Linked DNA regions of Mus musculus: region 2 is linked to region 1. Evidence: chromatin contacts called from ENCODE POLR2A ChIA-PET data. All regions are on one chromosome and are shown on one strand. Each heading gives the region's core, a stretch centred on a gene start or an enhancer-like site at or near the end of the contact. The rest is flanking DNA. Distances are from core to core; before and after follow the strand shown.

Region 1 (3,297 bases), core at 366-2,865:
TTAGCATTCACACCTCTTCCTTATCTCACGGCTGGTCCCTTGGTCCTACTGGGATAGTTTTGTCTCCAAGTTTTGGCTAAACTATTACACTTTTTTCTTTTGGGGGTGGAGTGGGATGGTTCTGTTTCTTAGTGTAGGCCTGGCTATCCTGCAATTCCCTCTGTAGACCAAGCTGGCCTTGAACTCACAGAGATCTGCCTGCCTCTACCTCCAAAGTGCTGGCATTAAAGGCCACCACCACCGCTAAGCCAAATTATCCCCCCCCTTTTTTTTCAACATAAATACATGACATACTTAGTGGAATCACTAGCCCATTATGGTGTCTGTACCTGCACTTGTCCTGGAGTTAATGGTGTTTAATGTCTAGTCTAAAAGAAATTGGAGGGTTGGCAAGATGGTTCAGTGGTTAAGAGCATTGACTGTTCTTCCAAAGGTCCTGAGTTCAAATCCCAGCAACCACATGGTGGCTCACAACTACCCATGATGAGATCTGATGCCCTCTTCTGGCTCGTCTGAAGACAGCTACAGTGTACTTATGTATAATAATAAATAAATCTTAAAAAAATAAGAAGAAAAGAAATTGGAAACACCTTTGAGCTCATAAAAATCCTTTGTCCATGGGTTTACCACAGCCTTTGCGTCTCTCCTCCCTGAAAGGTCGGAGCCAAGAGAGACAGTCCTCATGTCCCTGGGAGGAAAAAGGCAGGGAAAGGGTGAGCCGTTTTCAGTCCTCTAACCCTAAAAGGAAAAGCATTCACAAGCATCCAAGGAGATGGGCTTTGGAGATCAATTGGCTTCAGGGCATTTCTTTGGAAATCATGTTTTCTTTTTTTGGAATGGGTGGTTCTTTGCCTATTCTCTACCCCAGTCCATGCCGGAGCGGAATGGCTACATCAGACCTTTCCAAAAGAAAATGGTCACAGTGTAGCGGGTTTGTCTTCCAAGCTACCAAAAAAACAGAAACCAAGCAGGAGCAATTATGTAGTCCTCTTGTATTTCAGTGCAAGGCTATGTGAGTCCTGATGGTTTCTGCTTTAGTGGAGAGATAAGCAAGCTAAATGTGAGTTTGGGGGGGGGGGCAGGAGGCATAGCTCAATGCCAGAGTGCTCGCCTAACATGTGTGAGGACTTGGGTTCAAGACCCACTATTACAAAAACAAGAAACCAGCTCAGCTAAATGAGAGGGTGAGAGGCAATGGGTGGGGGAGCAAAGAATCCCTAGGGAGGAAGGGGGCATGAGGAGGAGGGGCTTCAAGCTGGCAGGAGCCCCTAGCCTCACCATGGACACCTTCCAGCCTGATTGTGTGAACACTTCCTGGCACAGAGTAGCTGACATTAGTAACCTCAAAAGCTCCGACACCTCTCAAGGCTACGAGGATAGCCACCGGGGAGCACAGCAACAAATGGTTCCCTCATTTTTTAATCTTTCAGGACATTTGAGCCTCTCTGAAAGTGCTTACAGAGTTTGGAAGGACAAGATGTCTCGTGATAGCCTTACTAAGACTTACTTGGCCCCAGACAAACTCAAGACTTACTAATCGGTGCCTGGAGAGCATTTCATAACTTCACCACCAGGGGCCGCTGTTTCCCCATGCTCAGGCCAACAACACAGCCACTATCCCTCCAGGAACGCAGTTTGAGAACTGCCAGTGAGTCCAAAGGAATTCCACAAATTCAGACGCCCTGGTGCCCTCTCCACCTTCCCTTCCCCCAGTCTGGGACCTACCCGACCCAGAATAATGGGAGTGTGGCTTCCCAGATCCAGAAGTAGAAGCACGACTTTTTCTCCTAGGACAGAGTTTCTTTGTGTTGTAGAGACCTACTCAAATGGTTTTGAGGTGTTTTGTTTGTTTGTTTGTTTTTGGTTTTTTTTTAAATACGTGTGTGTGTGTGTGTGTGTGTGTGTGTGTGTGTGTGTTCCCTTCTTGAGAGAGAAATGCGGGCTCTCAGAGATGTGTGTCCTTGGCTAGGAAGATTCCAGCCATGTCAATGATCTCCAAATTGGGGGGTATGCAAAATGATCTGTTAAGGGCAAGAGAAAGAACATTGTATAACATTTACTTACGTATTTACTGTGTTAGTTTTAGAGATAGAAATGTGAGAGGCACACCCCCCACCCCACCCCCCCCACCCCCGTCTCAAAAAACAAAACACCTTTGCTATCCAGACTGGCACTGATGCTTTCTGAGGTCCTGTGTCACAAGGTCAGCAGAGTGCATGCTATATAGTGAGCGTGGAAGGACGGTGGAGTCACCTCCCTGTAACCAGAATTCTATTGCATACACCCTTTCTACTTACTGGAAGGACTGGGTGTCACAAAGTAACTAAAGGAGTCCTCACGGAAGGAAGTGGGGGAGGGGTGTTTAAGCATCTTCAGAAATGAGGGCCCGAATGCAGTGTCGCCAGTACCTGCATTCGAGCTTGGAAAAATGCCTAAGATATCACTCCCGTGCCTGTCCGACCTCTCAGCTACGCAATGACACTGAACCGAGGACAGTGCTGACAAGGTGTACCATCCAAATTCAAGCTTGTCAAACCTTTTGAAACAATAGCAGGTCTCTCATTTCTGATGAGCTTGAGGTAATATCAAAGGTCCCCGAGCCTTGACCTTAACAGCAGCTCGTGACATGTGACATGCGTGCTTGCTCATGTCACAGCGGGGATGCAAGCAAAATCAGGCCAGGGCTGAGGAAGTGTGTGCCACAGCCAAGAAGACGACCTTCCTATCTTATCAACTCTTGGAGTTTGTCTGGGGCCAAGGACCCGGGTAACTGGACTCTGAAGACTGTTCCTGGCAGTCAAGGTACAGACACTCGAACCATGACCCAAGGGGACTTTGGTTCTATGAAGGCTAAAGCCTTTCATATCAGCTGTCTTCTGTGGCTTTGTTCTGCCTCGGGACCGTCTGGCACCTGGTACAGAAAGGAAGAGGCTTGAAGAAAAGGAGTCGACACATGTTCACCCGAGCGTGTTCACCCGAGCATGTTCTTCGGCTTGCTTGGTGGGGCTTTTCCAGCTCTACCCTAGTTTACCGTGCACTTCCTATCCCTGTTCAGTGGGAGGGCCTTCCTCCAAACTACATTCCTCCGTGAAATTCTTTTTTTAGGGACAGCGGATTTAAAAAGTAATCTTGTGGGATTTGTCCAAGTCTTGACAAAGGAGAAGTTCACACTGGGTGGATTTGCTGAGAAGGAATGCAAACTCACCTTTATCATTCCTGTCCAAGCTAGCAGCAGCAGGATTACTTGGGGATGAGTCTCAAAATATGCAGAGTCCTGGACCCTACTCAAGACTGCCT
Region 2 (3,227 bases), core at 339-2,838, 50 kb before region 1:
CCATCCTGGCTAAGGCAGGAGAGGAAATACATGTCAATAAAGTCACAATTACGTAAGTTCTTTTAACAACAACAAAAACAACCCTTACAAAAGCACGCCTAGGAGCCGCACTACAAATCGTTATTTTTTCCCAAGCCTTTCTCCCATGCTCCAGGCGTAACTCAGATGCCATTTCAATTCTGCTAGACTAAATTCAGCTAATTCAACTAGACTATAAGGAAGGTTAAATTAGGATGTTAGGAAAACACAGTTCTTTAGTTAAAGCCGATAAACCTACACATACAACTATGTCTAAACAGTCTGCTAAAAGCAGTTTTCATTCCGAGGCTAAACTCTCTCAACAGACCCTAAGAAACTCTTCTAACAGGCAGAAGGCTCTCTGTGAGCTTGAGGCCAACCTGGTCTACATAGTGGATTCCAAAACAGCCCAGGCTACATAAAGTCCCTGTCTGGAAAGGAAAAACAAAACAAAACAAACAAACAAACAAACAAACAAAAAAACCTCCTCTAATACACACATACGCATACACACGCGCGCGCACACCACACACACACACACACACACTTGGGGGAGGCATACTCGCTCACTAAAAAAGTGACACTTAATGGATATTTAGGGGGAGACCTTTCCAGTTCCAACACTTCACTCTAAAACACCCCGATAAAAAGTGAAGGGACTGCCTTAATGCACAAAAGACGGCAAAAGCTGGGTATCCCTAACTATCAGAGACTTCCTTTTGATGGCTGGCCAGGCCTTCCTTCAAGGGCTGATTTTCAGAATGCACAGAGTTCCAAGCGGAGGGCAGAGTCGGACTCCCCAAACAACGGGCTAAACAGGTAAACGGAACCACCGCCGACGGACCCCAAAGCCAAGTTCTCCTCTCGCTTCAGGGTCTGCAGAGTAGGCAAGTGGCCTGGAACGGCAGCATCAGGTCACACTCAAGGAACCCAAGGCAAACCCCGATGCTTGGGATCCGGTCGGCCCGAAGGTGTGCAGGATGCCACACAACTCAGGGCGCCCGGCTCACCTTGCCCCCCACTCGCTAACCAGAAAGCAAGCGCACGGCGGCGGCGTGGCCTGTGGGCCACCCACAGCAGGCTAAGGAGCGGCCACCCGTGTCCCGAGCGCCGACTCCGAGGCTCCGGAGCTCCGCGGCCTAGAGTGACACGCGCAGGGAGGCTGCAGAGAGGGAGAGAGAGAGAGAGAGCGCGGGCGGCGCAGCGGCAGCACCGCGGGCTCACGAGGCCCCGGGAGCCGCGCCACTCACCAAGCAGCCGGCGCACCTCGTCCTCGCTCAGGTAGAGGCTCACGCTGGGTCCCGCAGGAGCGGCGGCCAGGGCCGGGGACCGCGGGGCGGCGGCGGGCAGCATCGCCAGCAGCAGCAGCAGCAGCGGCGGCGGCGGGGCCCTCAGGCCGCCGCTCCCCGGGACGCCGCCCCGGCCCGCGCGCATGGCCGCCGCCGAGCAGGAGCGTCCGCCGCCCGCCGCGCCGCCGCGCACCCCGGCCCCGAGCGCCTCACAGCCCCGAGCCGGGGGCGGCCGGCCAGCTCATCGCGCCGCCGCTTCAGACCCGCCGCCCGGGAACGGGAGGGGGTGGGGGGGCGAGCTGCGGGCGGAGACGCGCGCGTGCGCGTGCCCGCCGTGCGCGAGGGCGCGCACGCATGTGCCGCCCGACCGAGAGCGCCTGGTTCTGGGGCGCGCGTGCACGGGAGAGCGTCTCAGACCTGAGGTCGGGGTGGGGGCCGCGCGTAGGGGTTGGTATAAATAACATTACGTTGTTTGCCAGGCTGAAACGCGCGAGGAATAAAGGAAATGAGTTAAAGAGACACAAACTAATCAAAAACAATAATGAAGTGCCCTGGCCAGGCGAAGGGCTCTAGGCTAATATAGCCAGTCCCCAGCCCAAGTCGTTGAGGCCTAGAGTCGGTTGGTCTCTTTATTCTTCCCCAGGTGCGCCCTGAGTCTTGGATGCTGTCTCAAAAGAAAAGAATGCTGTTTTATTTAGTGAGAAGGGACGGGTACGTAGAAATCTTCCCTTATCCCACCATCAGAGGTCAGCCTCTAGTTAGCATGTCTGTTCCCTAAAATTCACATGCCACACACTTTCCAGAAAGCAAAAACAAAAACAAAAAAAACTCATAAAACCTTAGTAAACTTTTTATTTTGTATTTTGGTTTACAGTTTGTTTGTTTGTTTGTTTGTTTTGAGACAGGGTCTCACTATGTAGCCCTGGCCCGCATGGAACTTGCTATGTAGACCAAGCTGGCCTTGAACTCACAGAGATCTGCCTGCCTCTGCTTCCCAAGTGCCAGGATTAAAGGCCTGTGCCACCCATGCCCAGCAAGCTTATTTTTACATGTGACGAACTTTTATTATCCTAGTTCTCCTTTACTGTAAATCAACCTGTATCTGGGCTTTTAACCTGTGGTCCATGCCAGCCCCCCCCTCCAAAACATGGAATGTATGTGAGTGTGTGCTTATGGCTGTACATGGCTGTCTGTGTGCATGGGTGCTTTCACATACTGGAGAGTGGTTTTTACATTTCATCCCTTGCTCTAGGAAGCCCTTGTCTCCCTAAACCGGTTAAGGATCTCTGATACATCCCAGAGACTCTGATGAAGAATTTGGGGAAGCCCCAGTCAAGCTTACTCCACAAGCCATCACTCAGGCTGGCTCCCAAGCATCCCTTCTCACTTCCTCCAGAACAGGGTCATCCCATCCCTGTGACCCGTTCACTGACCTTATGCCTCCCTCCTTGCCTGTGGAGAGCAGCTGCTTTCTGCCCGGCCTAGCTTCAAGCTCCCAGTTGCCCATCCACACGCAGGCCCTGAGAGATATTACCTGTATCCCCTGCCAGGGCAGGGAGAGAGACCGAAGAGGAGGATAGTTGGATCTTGATATTTTTCCCCCCTCTCTCCTGTAGTGAGAGGGATGGATTCCATTTGGAGACAAGCTGGCCTCAATTTGTCAAGCTTCAGTTCCCCAGCACAGAATACAGTGCCCTGCAGGAAGAGACCAGGAAGTGGGCATGAACTGAACAAAAGCATGCCATCAGTGAATGATGAAAAACACAAGTCACCTGTGGCCACAGCTACCTCGTAGGGAACCAGGGCCCTGCCAGGAAGGACTCTAGGAACCTATGCTGTGAACAGGGCTCTCTACTCAAGAAAACAAAGGGGGTGGGGGCGGAGCCGTCTTGAAAGCAAAGGTTTGCTGTCTACATTTTT

The links. ChIA-PET counts read pairs that join two places held with the same protein, here RNA polymerase II (POLR2A).
Region 2: POLR2A ChIA-PET joins it to region 1 with 26 read pairs in Patski. The contact joins the promoter of Ryk here to the enhancer-like site in region 1. POLR2A ChIA-PET finds 5 or more read pairs at or near these places in 2 of 5 experiments (Patski and embryonic stem cell).

Annotation. Positions count from the first base shown.
Region 1 is chr9:102,782,854-102,786,150 of GRCm38, reverse strand. No RefSeq gene overlaps it. Among named protein-coding and RNA genes, the nearest start is that of Gm46151, 5.9 kb to the right of the region's middle. Within about 2 kb of position 1,615, at least 1 of the 3 ENCODE cell types and tissues checked has a DNase peak (open chromatin) inside an H3K27ac peak, as active enhancers do.
Region 2 is chr9:102,833,281-102,836,507 of GRCm38, reverse strand. Ryk (receptor-like tyrosine kinase) reads right to left here and starts at 1,588. Exons shown (of 15, transcript NM_013649.3): 1 at 1,269-1,588. The coding sequence starts at 1,452.